Linked DNA regions of Mus musculus: region 1 is linked to region 2. The links are chromatin loops, found by intact Hi-C in ENCODE. Cell type or tissue: left cerebral cortex. All regions are shown on one strand. Each heading gives the region's core, and the rest is flanking DNA. Links, peaks and the distances in the headings are about the cores only.

Region 1 (8,992 bases), core at 264-8,263, 230 kb after region 2:
CAGTGAGTGTCCCGCAGGCTTGAGGAGGGCAGCCTCAGGCTTCCCTGGGATGGGATTGGCTGATTCTGGCCTGTTAGCGTCTCTACCTCTTCACTCCCATATTCTGGCCAAGACAGTACATCATCTCCACCATGACAGGGAGTGGATGCATATACACATACTCCATGTAGCCCATCTTAGTTAGGGTTTTACTGCTGTGAAGAGACACCATGACCAAGTCAACTCTTATAAAGGACAACATTGAACTGGGTTTCGAGGTTCAGACCATTATCATCAAGGCAGGAACATGGTAGTATCCAGGCAGGCATGGTACAGGAGGACCTAAGAGTTCTACATCTTCATCTGAAGGCTGCTAGGAGAAGACTGACTTCCAGGCAGCTAGGATGAGGGTCTTTAAGCTCATGCCCACACTGACATACCTACTCCAACAAGGCCACACCCATTCCAACTAGGCCACACCCACTCCAACTAGGCCACGTCTCCTAATAGTGCCACTCCCTGGGTCAAGCATATGCAAACAAACTATCTGGTGCTGAGCATGGATGGCCCTAGAACATCAGGGTCTTCACCAACTATGGGAACAAGAGAAGCCCAGAATGACAGAAGGATCAGGTAGCCAATGCCTAAGGAAAAGGAGGCTGAGCCATAGCCCTTCCACCCTAACCACCAGCCACGCTCCCAGCTCTCCTGGCTCCACACCATCAACCGCTGCCTCTCCCAGCTTCACTTTGTCCAGTGTGAGACACACACCGAGGTGCTGGATCCCATCATGTCATCTGAGGTGGCTCCCCAAGTCCCACTAACCCTTATCTAAAGCAGGCAGCATCTCAGGCTCACAGTGATAAGCCAGATAAAGTGATTGGCTCGGGTCTGGATAGCAGCCATCACACACCCACCTGTGGCTGACAGGACCTAGGCAGCCAGCCACAAGAGGATAGAGGCTCAGATCATCCGTATACCATCCTTGAAGCTGGCACACAGACACCACACCCTAGCCCTAGGCCCCACATCACAAGGTGGTGTGCTCTAAATCATGGCAAAAGACTGGGTCTTCCTACCCTTGCTACTTCCCACCCACCACCTCATAGGGGCACGGTAGCTGGACCCATAAGACATTGAAGAGGCTTATATGTTGCAAAGTGCTCTCTGGGCCTGCTCTGACCTTGAGGTGTTTTGTCTACAGTGGGCATTACACTCATCGTGAGCCACAGCTCAGCGCTCGACTCCTGCACAAGGCCACTCCTCGGGCTCCCACCCAGAGAATGTGGGGATTTCGCCCAACTGGTAAGAAAGGTATGTGACCCTCTTATACCTCTTTAACCTCCAAGTGAAGCAAGCGCTGGGTCATGCACTCTTTATAGAATGACAAGCATCCATCAAATCCAGGGCTGGCTATGTGAATGTGCCTACCTGCTCTCATGGAGGGCATACCTGCAGGAGCTGTGGGTAAACCTGTCACCCTAACACCTGAGTGGCAGTCTCCCCGGTTCTTTGCAGGCAGCAATGTCAAGAAGTTTCAGAGCTAGCCCATAGCCCATCTCCTGTGGCTCTAAGAGTATAAGGGTCCTGTGAAGAGTCAGGAGTCACTGTTTGAGTAAGAGAAGGCTAGACCCTGTGTGGTCCTGCCTTCCTCAGTGGGGCCTGGGAGCGGTACTGACAGATAGAAGGAACTTCCACCTACTCACCTTCTGAGTCATCTGTCAAAGGACAAATGGGAACTCACTGTAGCTATTTGTAGCATGACCAGGTGCTGGGCCAGTCTCATGAAAGACTCCAATGACAAACTGGTGACAAACATGCTTTGGTGGCACTTTGAGTGACCTATTGAATATACTCCAGCAGATCAGAGAGGGAGGTGGCCAGACCATGAATTATTCATCTTAGACTAGCTCTTTTCCCCTGGTGACCAGTTCTGTCTCTCTTCCTCATCAAGATAATTAACCAGTGATCCTGTACCCTGACTCTATTGGTATAGAAAATTACTGATAAGAGCTAGGCATGATGGAGCATGCTTGCTGTAATTGCAGCTACTCGGCAGGCTGAGGCAGGCTGACCTCATGAGCTTATGAGTTACGGGTTCTCTAAGCAACATAGGGAACCTCAGTTGAAGGAGAAAGGAGGTAAGAGAGAAGGAAAAGGGAAGAGGAGGAGGAGGAGGAAGATGAGAACAAGGACAAGAGAAAAAATGATTCCTATAAATTCTAAACTCTAGAACTTTCTTATGCTGACCACTTAAGAGTCTACATCAACCCCATTCCAAATTAGACAGCCCAGATCAGAAGTTTATCCAAGGGCTCTGCTGACAGATGATTGAAAGGACTGGTCCTTCTAATCAGGACCAGCATGCAGGACCCTGAGTATTCAAGGCTTTCCACTGACTAGCCCATTACACCCTCCTGGCAGTCCCTGTCTGCAGATAGGATGATTCTTTTCCCCCTGAGTCAGTGGTAGCATCTGCTTAGATTCCTCCCTGCATCTTGGGATGTTTGCAAATTTTGTCTAACCAAAGAATTCCTAGACGTTAAAAAGAGGGTGAGGCAGTACTGTTAAGAAAGGCATGTGGGGGGCTGGTGAGATGGCTCAGGGGTTAAGAGCACCAACTGCTCTTCCAAAGGTCCTGAGTTCAAATCCCAGCAACCACATGGTGGCTCAGAACCATCTGTAACAAAATCGGATGCCTCTTCTGGAGTGTCTGAAGACAGCTACAGTGTACTTACATATAATAAATAAATATTTAAAAAAAAGGCATGTGGACAGAGAAGCCTCAACACAAGGATCCAATGGGCTGGTCCATTTTACAGATGAAGGCACAGAGGTCCAACGTTTCACCTTGTGCTTTGTCCTATAGTCTAAACCCACAATCCTGAACCTTTCTGTGTTGCTGAGGCACAGGTAAGATAGCTTATAGCCAGTTGTCAGGGTCTCTCACCCTCCCACCCTCGTAGATATGTGGGCCTGGTAATTCTGTGGGAAAGGAAGACTGACCCATGGCTCCCAGAATGCTTAGCAGTCCCACTCCAAGTTGTAACGAATCTCTAGGTAACAATGTAACCCATTGTCGGGAGCATTGATCATCCCCAGGCGAAATTAAATGGTAAGTGCTGGCATTGGTTCCATGGCTCCCTGGCAGCCTGGGACCATTGGGTCCCCTCCACGACTGGGAGGCACATTTTCAGTGGGTTTAAGAAATGCTCCAACGTTGATTGACTTGTAACAGAATATTATAAACATACTAAACCCTCTTCCAGATTCCATCTCTGGGCATGTGCTTCTGTGAGGAAAACAGAGAGGACGGAAAGTGGGACCTGGTGAATCCGCCAGTAAAGACGCTGACACATGGGGCCAACTCGGTCTTTAACTGGAGAAACTGGATCTCAAGCAACTGAGGCAGCCCGAGCTTTCCAGGAAGAGGTGACTGCCCTATGCCAAGGCACAAGGGGCTGTGATAATGGTTACAAAGGCATCCAATGATTACAAAGTTATCCTAGCCTCTCGCCCAGTGTGACTGGAGGAAAGAACAAAACACACTCGATACTCAGGGGGAATAGCCATGGCTCAGACCTTCGTCACTGCCACCCATGGATCTGCTGTCCTGCCAGCCTCTGCAGAGGCCAGAGCAGAGGTCTGGATTAGGATACCACATTGCAACATGTGCACTGGTTTGGAGAGAACAGAGGAACTGCCTCACTTCCAGGAACTACAGACTCCCCGCACTTGAAGATGCCACCCATCTATTTTGTATGTTCTTAGGAGCCCTCCTTATTACTATAACCATCGCTCTTTAGGCAGGGCCATACCAGCTGAAAAGGGAGCAATGGTCAATGAAAAAAGTGGCCAGCCCACCAGATCAAAACCAGGACAGCAGCTGGCACCAGCACTTTAGGGGTTCCTTGCTGTTGCTCGGACACAGAGTTGGAGACAGTAGTGCTTGAAAGCCATGCAAAATTCCTAACGCACAGAGACAAAATGTGTGATTCTGGAGGTTAGCGGGGTCTGTGTTCCTCTACAGATTCTAGAGGACTCTTCCCCAGCCATTCCAGAATCCAGAGGCCTCTGTCCTTCCTGGCATCCTATTTATTATATTATATTCCTGGCATCTACTACCTTATGATTCTATTCAAATCAATCAGTTTGGGGAAATTCTAAGGCACGGTCACATAGCCCCTGCCTTGAGCCTCCTGTCTCAAAGACGCCATGACAAATTGTGCTCAGTAGCCTAGGATCTTCTCTCATCTTAAGATCCTTGGCAACTAAGCCTGCAAAGTCCCTTAGCCACAGGGGTCACTTGTTCATGGTCCCGGAAGTTAGGATGTGTCTTAGAAGGCCATCCTCCAGCCTACCTCAGCCTCTGTTCTTCCAAGCACATTATGGCCGTTGTACCAGGGTCTAGACATAAAGATCTGTGCCTCCTACACACACTTCGCTCAGGTCGTTTTCTGGCTCCTCCTTTTCTCTCTTCTCAATGAGCAGGAAGGGATGGGGGCTTTGTGAGTGGAAGGAGGGAGCCCCTTGCCTTAATAGGAAGGGGTGGCAGCACTGTCACAGCGGGGAAGGCCGTTCCTAAGACCTGGACTGAGAGAATGTGTAAGCACTGTATGTAAACTCAGCACGAGCTCTGGCTTGGGAACCTCTGATCCAGTGGTAAGTGGGATTCTCTGCATAGTGTCCTTCCACCTCACCCTACAGAGGCCATCCTGTCCCCAAGTGGCCGACACTGCACAAGTGAATTACACTCAGTCATCCCCACACCATGCTTAAAAAGTGGGTGGGGGGGTGTTCTTCTTTCCCAGCCCCCTTTTGCAAAATTGTGGTTACTTTTTACAAATTTGTGCTCTGGGCTGCAGCCCAAGGCAGGAAGGACCTGGAAAGCAGGAGGGAGGAGGTGAGGGAAGGGGTAAGGAAGGGAGGGAGGGAGAAATTAGGGTAGGGAGTCTTGGGGGGGGGGGCTTATGTTTCTGAGCTCGTCTGACCCCTGCTGGTGACATTTGGAAGGACACCTTCCTCTGGGCACTGCCCTGGCCCACCTCCCAACCCACAGTCTTTGATCTTTTCACTTGAGTTTTTAAAGTAAGATTTTGATTGACACATGTCCTGGGCAGAGCTACATTCTTTCTTCTCAAGTTCAACCAGTAGACAGTTCTGCAGGGTTCAGAGGTGGAAACAAAGACAAATGATCCTATTGGTGGATGGGCCAAAAGCTCAAGGCACTCTTCCACCCCACCCTAGAACCTGGGGAAGTCTGGGAAGAGACTTGGGGGCTGAGCCACCTGAAAAGCTATTTGAGAGTCACCACTGTGGGCTGAATCAGTTCATCGGTCACACAGAAGTCTTGATCCCAGTACTCCAGTGTGAGACTGTATTTGGAGATAGGATTGTTTAAAAAAAAGAAGAAGAAGAAGAAGTGCATGTGAGACACACATAGACAGAGAGAAAGAGAAAGAGAGACAGAGAGAAAGAGAGAGACAGACAGACAGAATATATGTAAGCACTCTATGTGTGCAGGCTACAGGGAATAAGTGGTTGTCAGACACTACCTACCTTTACATAGTGTCTTAGCTACATTTCTATTCTTGTGACAAAACATGATAACTAAGGCAGTTTTGAAAGCATTTAATTGGGCATGCAGCTTCAGAGGGCTAGAGTCCATGATGGTAGAGCGGAGGCATCACAACAGGGATAGTTGAGAGTTCACATCTTGATCCACCCACCATGACACACCTCTTCAATCTCCTAGGCCCTCCCAAACTCCTAGGTCCACCAACTGCGGACCAAGTGTTCAAACATATGAGCCTACCAGGGTTGGAGAAAGGGATGTGGCATTCTCATTCAAACCACTACATTTAGTGTGGTGGTTTGAATATGCTTGGCCCAGGGAGGTGCACTATTAGGAGGTGTGGCCTTGTTGAAGGAAGTGTATCACTGTGCTGGTAAGAAATGAGACCCTCTCCCCAGCCACGTGGGACCCAGTCTTCTAGCTGCTTTTGAAACAAGAAGTAGAACTCTCAGCAACTCCAGCACCATATCTGCCTAGACATTGCCATGATCCGACCTTGATAATAGATTGAATCTCTGAACCTGTAAACCAGCCCCAATTAAATGTTGTCTCTTATAAGAGTTGCCATGGTCATGGTATCTCTTCACAGCAATAAGACCCTAACTAAGGTGCTTAGGTTTTGGATGCTGAAGTCAGGAGGCCAGCCTTGAGCACCAAGCATCTTTATCTTCTGAGCCATCTTTGTTGGCCTGGAGTCAGGACCTTGAAAAAAGGTACCTGGAGCCAGCGTGGTAGTGCACACCTTTAATCCCAGCACTCAGGAGGCAGAGGCAGGCAGATTTCTGAGCTCGAGGCCAGCCTGGTCTACAAAGTAAGTTCCAGGACAGCCAGGGCTACACAGAGAAACCCTGTCTCGAAAAAACCAAAAAAGGGTCCTCATAGCTTCATATATTTGAAAGCTTGGTCATCTGGGACCGGAGGGATTAGGAGGTGTGGCCTGGTTGGAGTAGGTGTGACCCTGTGTATGGGCTTTAGGCTTTCAGAAGCTGAAGCCAGGCCCAGTGGCTTTCTCTCTTCCTACTGCCTTCAGATCCAGAGGTAGAATGCTCCAGCACCATGTCTGCCGTGTGTCACCATGCTTCCTGCCTTGAGGATAACAGACTAAACTCTGCAACTGTAAGCAAGTCCCAATTGAATGCTTTCTTTTTTAAAAAGCTGCCATGATCATGGTGTCCCCTTTACAGCAATAGAACACTGACTGAGACACACATACCGAGAAGCAAGCCTGTGACGACATATCAGAAGACACCTTCTGGGCTGGTGAGATGGCTCAGTGGGTAAGAGCACCGACTGCTCTTCCGAAGGTCTGAAGTTCAAATCCCAGCAACCACATGGTGGCTCACAACCACCGTAATGAGATCTAATGCCCTCTTCTGGTGCGTCTGAAGACAGCTACAGTGTACATATAATAAATAAATAAATCTTAAAAAAAAAAAAAAGAAGACACCTTCTACAAGTCAAGGAGAGAGGGCTCAGGAGGAAGCAGGCTGGGTGGTACCTCCATGGAGAATTTCCTTTGAATCAAGCATCTAGTCCATGTACATTGTATGCCAGTGCATGCAAGAGCACTCAAAGTCTCCCACCCAGGAGTTGAACACTAGGCAGGCTATACAGCTCCATATGAAGTGCCAATGGCCAGACCTGTCTACATATCGTGCATACGATCTGCACTGCATGGAGGATACACGCCAGGTGTAAGCAAAGATGACTTCATTCTTTGTAAAGGTTTTGTGCATCCTAAGATCTCGGTTTGTACAAGGATCCAGAAGCCAATCCACAGGGAACACCAGGGAACCATTACTGAGGGTACAGAACAGACACTGGAGTCAGGGAAACTTGGAGGGCTCCCGACTGGAGCAAAGGTTATTCTGAGAACAGGAAGTGGTTGTATCTGACCAAATGGTCTTCTACGATCACTAAGAATAGACCTGTCAACGTCAGATATCTCTGAGTCAAGCTCAGAGGCCCAGAGCCTGGCCCTCACCACACTCTGTGGGCTGTTGAGTGGTGATCAGCCCACCCAGGGATGGAACTGTCTTCTCCAGCTGCAGTAACAGTTCCGTTACCCTTCATGGGGCAGCTGGATTACCCAGAGCTTTCTAGAATGCCTCGTAGCCCCATGGACAGGTGTGCCAAGTCTAGCATGACTAACCAAATGCCAGTTCACAGCATCAACTCCCTGGAGGGAGAAGGCTATCACTACCTGGGATTTGAGAAAATTGACTAAAATAGATTTTCTATATCCTGAAATGCAAGAAAATCATATTAACAAAAATGTAAAATAGCAATTTTGTTGGAGTCAGAAATTCAGGGTATTTAAAAAAAAGAAAGAAAGAAAGAAAGAAAAAATAAGAGACATTCAGAAATGACTCCTGAAAAGACACAGAGTCCAAGAATGGTTTTTGTGAACTCTGGTTTCCTGGAGGAATATAATGAAACGAAATGAAAATGTCATGAAGGAACCCATTATATTGGAGACTGAAAGTAAAAAAAAAAAAAAAAGAAAAAAGAAAAGAAAAGAAAAGAAAAGAAAAGAATATTAGGTAAAATCAGGTCCCACATTCAAGGCATGGGGCTGTCTTCCCACTGTGAATAATTGGAACCTAGCCCCAAAACACGGGCAAATTACTGAGATGGACAACAGTCAATGGAAGATGGCAGCTTCTGAAGATGCAAGGCCCTGAAATCCACAGGCACACCTCATGCTATTACAGGTCCACTCTGCCGTAAAGCAAATGCTGCAATAAAGTGAACCCCATAAAATCTCTGGTCTCCCGGTGAGCATACAAGTTACACCACACTGCTCTCTGATAAGTATGTGATAGGGAAATGTTTTAAAATACAATGTATAGACCTTAATTTAAAATATTGCTGAAGCCGGGCAGTGGTGGCACACACCTTTAATCCCAGCACTCGGGAGGCAGAGGCAGGCGGATTTCTGAGTTTGAGGCCAGTCTGGTCTACAGAGTGAGTTCCAGGCCAGCCAGGGCTACACAGAGAAACCCTGTCTCGAAAAACAAACGAGCATATATATGTATTTTGTGTGTGTGTGTGTGTATATATATATATATATATATATATATATATATATATATCTGAAAAGGAAACCGGTAACAACCATCATAGCTATTGGGAAAATGGTGTGAGTAGATTTCAATGGATTTGCCTGTTGTAAGATTGCCACAAACTGAGAAAAAAAGAAAGAAAGAAAAAGCCATAAAGAAAAACCCACATCAATGTTCTGCAGAAAGGGATAAAGCAAAGAAAATGAGGTATGTTCCTTGCTGTAGTTAGGAACACAGACACATTGTGGTGGTTCGAATAAAAAACGGTCCTCATAGCTTCATATATTTGAACGCTTGGTTATCTGGGACCAGCACTACTGGAGATGGATTAGGAGGTGTGGCCTGGTTGGAGTAGGTGTGACCTACTGTTGCT
Region 2 (8,992 bases), core at 621-8,620:
CAGTATGGGTTGGTCATGTGTATGCTAGGGGCTCGCTGGTTGTCTTTTCTTTCCACTCTGCAGTTAGGAGTGTTCTATATGCCCTGTGTTACTGCACTTATAAAACTTCTCCCTGCTTCACGGACAGATGGAGTCTGACTTCAGGACCCACAAAGGTCATATTGTGATGTCTGGAGCCTCACATGAACAATCAGAGGCTCCATGCCAGGGGACACACTCAATGTGTCAAATTGCACAAGCGTTTCTGAGAGCTTGCTCTCTGTTTCAGGTTTACCTGCTTTGGGGCCAATCAGGAGACAGCTTGGCCTGCAGACACTACCCTGAGCCATGCTGGGTTAGTCACCTTGTCAGTGGTGATCAGGATCCAATTGGATAGGCAGCATTAGGGCAGGGGCTTTGTTCTCAAGGGCTGACAGTCTGGGCTGTCACAGTCTGTTCCACAGTTCCAACAGAGCCAGTCTCCTGCCTCTGCCTTAACATATTCAACTCGAATACCCTGACTCTTGCTGGGAAGAGCCTCTTCCTGGAGGTCCATGGAGGCTGGATTCTGGGGCCAGCTCTCTGTGTCCCTTGGAAGATGACTAACCAGGCAAGGGGGACCCACACTCCAGAGAAAGTTACATAGTTGCAGCTAGTGGGGTGGTATCCCACCCCAGCATGTCCAGGCAACAATGTTGCCTGTTTGAAGCTCTTTGTCTAAATGGCCCAAAGGGAACCTCAGGACCACCTTGGGCAACTGTGCTGATAGCAACACCTCTCAGGCCACCTCCTAGAAGACAGCACAGTGTCCACTGTAGGGCCTAGAAGTCCCATGGGGAAGGGAAATGGAATTTGAGTGCTAGAGGCTTCCCAGGCTCTTTCTTAGTCGGGCCTTTCAGGTGTACTAAAGGTGGAGGGGATGGGAAGGGTGAGCATAGCTGGGGTCCATCTGTGATCTCTGTTATTGATGACCTCGATAATGTGTCCCTCTCAGACACAAAGCATTTATGGGGCCAGGCCACTGGAGGGCAGGCCAGGGGCTGGCTGGAGGCTTAAATCTTTTTTTCTACAATGTGAGGCATGTGTGTGTGTCTCCAAATGAGGACATTAATGTCCTTCTCTGTCACTCTCTACCTTAGTCTCTTGAGGCAAGGTCACTCACTGCTCCTAGAGCTTTGAGGGCAGCCCGTCCCAGCCATCCTCCTGCCTCCACCCCTACAGTACTAGGAGTCCAGGTCTGTAGCCTTTATTTGGGTCCTGGGAATTTGAATTCGGGCCCTTATGCTTTTTCAGCAAGGGCTCTTTCCCCCTGAGCTGTCTCTCCCAGCCCTGACAGGATGGGAGTATCCATCCTGTCCCACATCCGCCTCTTCCTTGGGCTCCAGCACTAACAGCCTTCTGCCTATCTCTGCTTTGCCTGTTCCAGAGAGTTCTTATGAATGGGTCTCACTAACCATGGTCCCTCTGTGACTCCCTTACACACTCTCCTACATGGCAGTGTGACATCAGAGCTCCTTTTGGTGGCTTGATAATATTCCATTGTATAAGCTGGACACAATGGGGCTCTTGCCCATAGCCCTATCACATGGATGACCAAGGCAGGAGGATTGCTGAGACTGATGTTATACAGTGATATCCCAGGCCAGCTTGTGCTACAATGTGAGGCTGTATCTCAAAAAACCAACCGAATGGGTAAAACCGAACAAACCAGTCCGTTGTGTATCCTGGTCACAGCTGGCCCGTCCATTCGCATACTGATGGATGTTGGGGCCATGTTTCACTCCTTCTGACTACACTGTTCTGATCGTGGCATTCAAACAACCATTAAAAGATCCCCCCCCCCTCCATTCTCTGGGGTCTACAATCTCCCGGACTTGGCTGTTAATCTGGCTTGGGGCAGGTCCTGGCCTCTGATGTGGGTGGTAACCCCATACACACTCCGTACCCCAACCCCCATGTTTCCCCATGAGGAGCTGACTGGCTCTCTAGCTGCGAGGGGACCACAGAGCTCTACCTCTGGGTAGACCCTTGCATGCTGAGCTGCTCTCGTTGGATGGGGGTCCCGTGCCTCCCTTGCTGATCCGCACATACATGCAGGCCTTTGCCTTGAGGGCCTCAAACCAAATTCCAAGCAAGCTGCTCAGAAATTGGGATTGAGCACCTTAGATCCCCTGCACCCCACCCATCTACCCCTACCCCCACCCCCACCCATCTACCCCTACCCCCACCCCCACCCATCTACCCCTACCCCCACCCCCACCCCCACCCCCACAATCTTTTGCTTCGCACTTTCTGGGCCAGGTGCCAACCATAGATGCATAATTCCCCTGACCCTGACACCTCTCTTACCCTGAAACCTCTCTTACCCTGGTACCTATCTCACCCACAGGTGCACAGGCATGTACAAAGCCAGTCCTGGGGACCGGTTACATCATTCTCCTAGCGGCAGCTGCACTTCTGGTAGTGGCAGGGGCCACAACCCTTCTGATCTTGCGTTACCAGAGAGTAAGGCAGAAATACAATCTTCGGATCCAGACCGACGACTTCAGCTACCAGGTGTTCTCTCAATAGAAGACCCAACTGACCAGGAGATGGGTAAGAGTGAGCATGTCTGATGCCACGTCCTGCCTCTATTGTCCCTGGAGATGGCAGAGTGGGCTTGGCAAATGGGGTAGATCTGTAACTGACAAACCTCTCCTTCCCCCAGAGTGGCTGAGAACTGTCAGAAAGGGAGCAGGGACCATTTGTAGGTCAGCAAAGAGTTCTGCCATTTACACCATGGTCTCAGGTAGCCAGCGGTGGTACAGTGACCCTGGTACCCAAAGATGGCTTCCAGCCTCATCTCCTATGTCCTCTGGGACAGTCCTTCATGACACAGGAATCCAGCTGGGTCCATTGTGCCACCACAATGCTCTGGCCAGCATTGATGAGTTAAATTGAAGGTCTTCGGTTGTGAAGTTGTCAGTCACTCTGGTGTTTAGGGGAGTCTAGTTTGCTCCCACAGAGGGCAGTGTCTGCATATAGACCACACACTTCCCCCTAGATGCTTCAAACTACCTCTTGCTGAAGTAAGAGACCTCACCCAGTGGCCATGCTACAAAATCACCAGAAAAGTCTGCCTGTGTTTGGAGCAGACAACTTAAGATTCTTTTTTATTCATTTATTTGAATGCTGTGTGTGTGTGTCAGGGGAGTGGGGATCAGAAGACCATATGCAGGAATCGGTTTTTCTCCTTCCACCATGCGGGGTCCAGGGATTGAACTCCAGTCATCGGGCTTAGTGACAAGTGCCTTTACCCGCTGAGCTAACTCACCAGATTCAGGGACACTTGCTTTTGGTTTGTTTTGTTTTTAAGATTTATTTTATCCATATGAATGCTCCATCTGCACACATGCCTGGTGCCTGGGGAAGTGGTGAGCTTCCATGTGGGTGCTGGGAATTGAACCCAGGTCCTTTACAAGGAAAGTGAGTGCTCTTAACCACTGAGTCAACTCTCCAGCTTCCATTTAAAAAAAAGCGCTTTAATTTCTGATTGGTGGATCTATGGCTGCAGAGTCTGAGGACATGGAGGGCCCCCTCTGTGAACTCCTTTCCCTCCTGTGGACTGATCCTGTAACTGCCTTCCTCACACAGAGCACCCTGTAAATAACATCCAGTGGCTAATTCATCGAACATTGACGGGAGTCCAACTCTGTATAGTGCCGTGCCAGCACTTGAGGACGAGACCCTTCGATGACAGCAAACCTCTGTCTGCCCCCAAGATCCTGAAGACACAGAGTACCACCCACCAGGCTGGTGATGGGCCTGCTGAAGCTGTGGGCAGAGCCCTGGAGTGGCCTTCATCCTCAAACCCAGCACAAACATGGCCCCACTTACCACAGCCTTCCAAGCTTTGACATCCAAGCTGCTCTGTGACTCCTGTTCTCTGACAATGACATCCTCACAGACATTTCCCATGATGCTCGTTCACGAATGGATCCCTCCGATAAACTCTCCGAGGGTGGTTTTCCATGAACAAACACTAACTCAGCTCTCCTTATCAGCATGAGTCTCATAGTTGCCTGGCAGTGACTCAGGACAACCTAGGTGAAACCGGAACGCTTTCTAACGAGTCGCAGTCATATGATGTGTATGTAACACCTCTTGCATGTTTCCCAGCACATCCATGGACATTTTTCATGTAATTCCATGGAGAGAAGGTGTGATTTTTTCCCCCCACTCTATCACAAGGAATCAGGGAAGAGGTGGGGGAGGTGCGTACCATGCTAACAGGTCCTCTACTTTGTTGATTTGAAAGATGGCCATTGGTTACATAGTTATCACCTGAGACAATAGTGTTCTCCCTAGGGAATATAAAAGCATAACAGGGTTGTAGCATTTAATTAATGTGCTTGCTTATGTTGAATGTGACTGTCACTTATACAGATCATCTGGGGGAAACGAGTCTTTCGATTTTTTGCATATTCTTGCGGGTAAGAATGACAACCGGGAGTCTGTGTGGCTAGCCACCTTTGAGCAATAAATTTTTCCTGGCACTGAAGTGGTTTGCCATGTTGCTTCCTCCCGTGTGGTTCAGTTCATGTAGCAGGCCATCCCTGGGCACTGATTCTTTGCCAGACACTCCAGGGAGATGCTGAGGTGGGGCTCCCCACCCCCCAACCCCACCTCTGTGTCATCTATCTCTTCTGACATCAGCCTGGCATCTTCCACTGACTATTATTGAGAAAAATAAAATCTCAGAAAACCCAGGTACTGAGCCCAAGACCAGGCAGCTCTCTCACACTTCGCCTCAGTCACACAGTCTCAATGACAGGCTGTGCCAGCTGTGAGGACAAACTTCAGGGTTCTGGAGACTCCAGTCCATAGATAGTCATGTCTCCTGTTGGTGGAGGAGGATGGCAGACATTTCCTCACAGAGCGCTCACCATGGCCTCTGGGGGGTGACTCTCACTTTATAGCTCAGGATCTGAACTTATCAGTTAGGCAAGTTTTATAAAGTATGTCAAGGAACCAGAATTAGAACCAAACCCATCCACTGTCAAATGGAACAACTGATCCATTGTAAAGTCTACCTCTACCTCCTGAGGAACAGGGTGGGGACGGGGGACCTCGTGGGTTTCAGAATATACCTGGGAAGTCCAGATGTTCCACAGAGTGGTCATCCTTTTCCTGCTGTGGTTCTGCCTGGGCCCCTGGAAGGCCTTACCTTGGCCCTGATCTTCCTGACACAGAATCTGTCTGGGTGTGAAATGAGACACAACAGAAATCGGATTGAGGTCCGGGTCTGATGGAGGAGGGTCTGTTTGTGCTAGAGGGTGTGGTGGAGGAAGGGCTGTTGGAGAAGGAAACCTGTTGGAGGTGGAGAGGCTGTTAAAAGAGGTCTGTGGGAGGTAGAAGGTCTAATGGGGGAAGATGTGATGGAGGAAAGGTCTGATAGAGGAGGGCCCCACAGAGATGAAGGTCTGATGAAAGTGTGCTCTGATGGGAGGTGGCTCTGACCCACTACCTGATCCAACCTGCAGCTCTCCAGTATTGCCACTAGATGGCGCGCTGAGCCAAGCCTGGATCCAGGGTAACATGAACCCTTGTGTTTTTGAAGCAAACAGGGCTCTGGCTTCTCTTCTTTGCTGGATTTGAGTCTCCTGCCCTTAAGCAAAGACGAATCTGAAGGTTTTCTGTAGGCACAGGGCCTTAGAGGTGACGCTAGGCTTTGAAAGTCAGTCGGCCCCCTGTAGTTCTCTTCATCACTCTGACTTACAGGAAGTGCAGGATGGCGTGTGTGGGGAAGGTGCAGCAGCAACATCCACTTCACAGCAACATCTGCTTTACTCAGACATTTTTGAGAAAACAGTCCCTTTCTTTCCCCCTCCCCTCTCCATTTAGGAGGAAAAGGTGGTTGGGGAAGATTGCTAGGGTTCTTTCATCTTTCTGTCAGGTGCACCAGGGGCGTCCAATCCAACCCTGGCCACAATGACTCTTCTTACTTAATCTGCAAAGTGAAATCGTGGCTGCTGCAAGCAGGAGCTTCCACCTCCAGGAGCCTTGGGCAGGCATGTGGGTATCAGGGCAGGAGCTGGGGCTGGAGCCTGAAATGGAAACTTAAGGGTTCTTTGAAAACTCTGTCGTGTTGGATGGTGTTTTTTTTTGTTGTTGTTGTTGCTGTTGTTTTTTGGGTTTTTTGTTGTTGTTTTTTGTTTTGCTGGGGCAAACACATGAAGGAATGTTTCGCTGAAGCAGACACAGAGGAAAGGATGTTCTGCTAAAGCAAGCACGTAAGAGGACACATGATGAAGGATTCTTTGCTAACGGCACACATGTATTGGTTCACCTTACATTGCAAAATTGAGCTGTATTTGTCGGGACTCCATAGAGAGAAATGCAGCAAAAAAAAAAAAAAAAAAAAAAAAAAAAAAAAAAAAAAAAAAAAAAAAAAAAACTTCTGGTGGTGTGCTGCGGTTTCTTGTTGCTTCCATGGACTCAGGCTGATTGGCAGAGTGATGTCAGCTAAGACAGACTCACGTACTGAGGCAAGACATAGGGAGGACCCGTGGAGACCCCGTGATGTTTGGAGGGAGCATCAAGAGATTCCAACAGACTATAATGGAGGCTGAGCTTGGCTGGCCTGTAGAGCTAGCTGGACAATGTCTGCTGGTCTCATGTCTTCTCTGATCTTCACTTCTCTGAGACGCTCAGCCAGAACTTTTCCTGGCATTCCTGTTGGCTCTGGTCCCTCCTGATGACTTGGGCAGAGACTGAGGTCTGGCTGTTTTGCTAGGTAGTGCTGTTGCCACTGCTAATTCGTGTTTGTTAACCCAACTCTACCAAACTGGACTGCTGGTGTATCCGTGAAGTGTATGCGAGTGGATCAAACTGCTGCTGCTGACCTGTGAAGTGAATACTGATTTCCTTACAATGCAGATGGGATTTGCTCCAAAGAACCATTTCTAAACAGGTCTACTCCCCCCACACACCCAATACCCTTTCTTTTCTGCTGCCTCTGGCAGATGATGGGCTAGAAGGGAGGTTAAAGCATTTAAGAACCATCATTAAAAGTAGGCTTAAAAGAAAACTAAAGTTATAGGAGCCCTGGCCGAGGATGTCACCAGAGCAGCTGGAGTGGCCTCTGGCTCCCCATGCTAAGTTTTGGAGCTGCTTCAGGTGAGGAAGTAGCCACTTGACTTTCCAGCAGTGCCTATAATCGAGTTAACCTTACAGAAGTCGCTGGCTTCCCCCTGGGAGCCCTCCTTTTTGCGCCTTTTTTTCTTTCTGTCTATTGAACTATCTAGATGCTTGCTATTGATCTCGGCTCCCAGCAGCCCATGGGATTTCTTGGCGATAAATCTTATTTCTAATGACACCCAGGTTCCCTAAGGAGCTGAGCAGCTATTATAGAAGTCAGATCCAGGGAATGGCTCATGGATCTCTTTCTCCAGAGTGGGCACCATTACTAATCCAGATTCACCAGAGCAGTATGGCTCCCCTCTGTGCAGGTATGTACGACCTGTCCCATCCCTTCCCACTGTCACTGATGGTCACAGAGATGCGTGTCCATTAAGCCACAAAGGGTCTTCCTCAGAGCAGAAGGACCGGAGTACTCTGGACTGTCTCAGATTTCAGTTCCTGTCTGGAAGTACACTCTAGCTGTCTTCAGACACACCAGAAGATGGCATCGGAGCCCATTACAGATGGTTGGGAATTGAACTCAGGATCTCTAGAAGAGCAGTCGGTGCTCTTAACTGCTGAGCCATCTCTCCAGCCTGCTAATTCAACTCTTGCTGGTAAAGAATGTACGAGATGGAGACCAGGAAAGAGGGGGCCACAAAATCAAAGTCGCCATCTCAGCTCTACCTTGTTCTGGCCACCAGTCTGGTGTTGACTGCTGCCCAATCAGGCATTTTTTTTTCCTCCCAGGAAGCTGCTGAGCACAAACATGTGCATGTGTGTGCTTATACACACGTACGTGCATGCACACACATACCACACACACACACACACACACACTTACACACACATGCACACGCACACAATCACAGACACGCATGCACACAAACACACCAGCACTCGCACATGCGCACGTGCATGCACACACACAAACACACACAAAGTGCACGCGCATGCGCACACACACATGCACATATGAAATAACCAACTTCTCGGGCTGGTGAGATGGCTCAGTGGGTAAGAGCACCCGACTGCTCTTCCGAAGATCCGAAGTTCAAATCCCAGCAACCACATGGTGGCTCACAACCACCCGTAATGAGATCTGATGCCCTCTTCTGGTGTGTCTGAAGACAGCTACAGTGTACTTACATATAATAAGTAAATAAATAAATAAATAAATAAACAAATAAATCTTTAAAAAAAAAAAAAAAAAAAAAAGAAATAACCAACTTCTCAAGAAAATATAGACTCCGCCAAGATTACTTTTCAGAGGTACTTCATTTTCCTTAAATAAGTTCAACTTAGGAGTATTTATTTATTTATTTATTTATCATACATCTGGGAATTTTCAAATCACATTCCAAGGGGCCCTTGTTGCATGTTTGACCAAACTCTGGCCAGGAAAGCCTCATCAACCATCCTGGTAATTAAATTCCCCTCAGACCTTTTTAAAACCAAGTTTACAAATTTAATTTAATCCATTTGTTTTGTGAAGCAACCTGGCTCCCCTACTCGGATACAGAAGGACCGTGGAAAGCTACTGGGTCTGTTGGTGTGTGTTGGTTTTGTTAGTGTGAGTGTGGGGTCCAGGGATGGACCTTGAGGTACTCTGAGCAATGGACAAGTGTCTGAGCCCCGGTCGCTCTGTGCATGGGTGGCTCCCGGGCGCTGGCACACACTCCAGTTCTGTCGATATGTGTTTCCCGCTTTTGACTTCCTGCTTCCTTTGACTCTGCACGACTAAGCCACAAGGAAGAGAGGCTGGGATAGGCTAGAACCAACAGGTAGCAGGAGCCATGGGCACTGTGAGTGGGGAGCCCTGCTATACCGCAGACATCACATTTTAAACACA

Evidence for each region. Hi-C counts contacts between places; a loop is a spot of excess contacts. Peaks named below come from ENCODE experiments on the same cell type or tissue, not always from the same donor. Only the 100,000 strongest peaks of a DNase experiment are listed, where the experiment ranks them.
Region 1: it touches region 2 in a loop (4-fold over the local background); 13 of 42 quality-filtered maps call a loop at or near these places.

What each region holds. Positions count from the first base shown.
Region 1 is chr17:31,237,993-31,246,984 of GRCm38, forward strand. Ubash3a (ubiquitin associated and SH3 domain containing, A) reads left to right here. Exons shown (of 14, transcript NM_177823.4): 12 at 1-2; 13 at 1,184-1,293; 14 at 3,249-4,411. The coding sequence ends at 3,386. Among named protein-coding and RNA genes, the nearest start is that of Ubash3a, 34 kb to the left of the region's middle. In left cerebral cortex, for the core only: a CTCF peak has its summit at 5,009 (motif pointing left); no DNase peak of the experiment used is centred there.
Region 2 is chr17:31,006,192-31,015,183 of GRCm38, forward strand. It overlaps Umodl1 (uromodulin-like 1), which reads left to right. Exons shown (of 22, transcript NM_177465.4): 21 at 2,369-2,574; 22 at 3,613-4,519. The coding sequence ends at 2,550. Among named protein-coding and RNA genes, the nearest start is that of Abcg1, 47 kb to the right of the region's middle. In left cerebral cortex, for the core only: CTCF peaks have their summits at 5,521 (motif pointing right) and 7,650 (motif pointing right); a DNase peak (open chromatin) is centred at 5,554.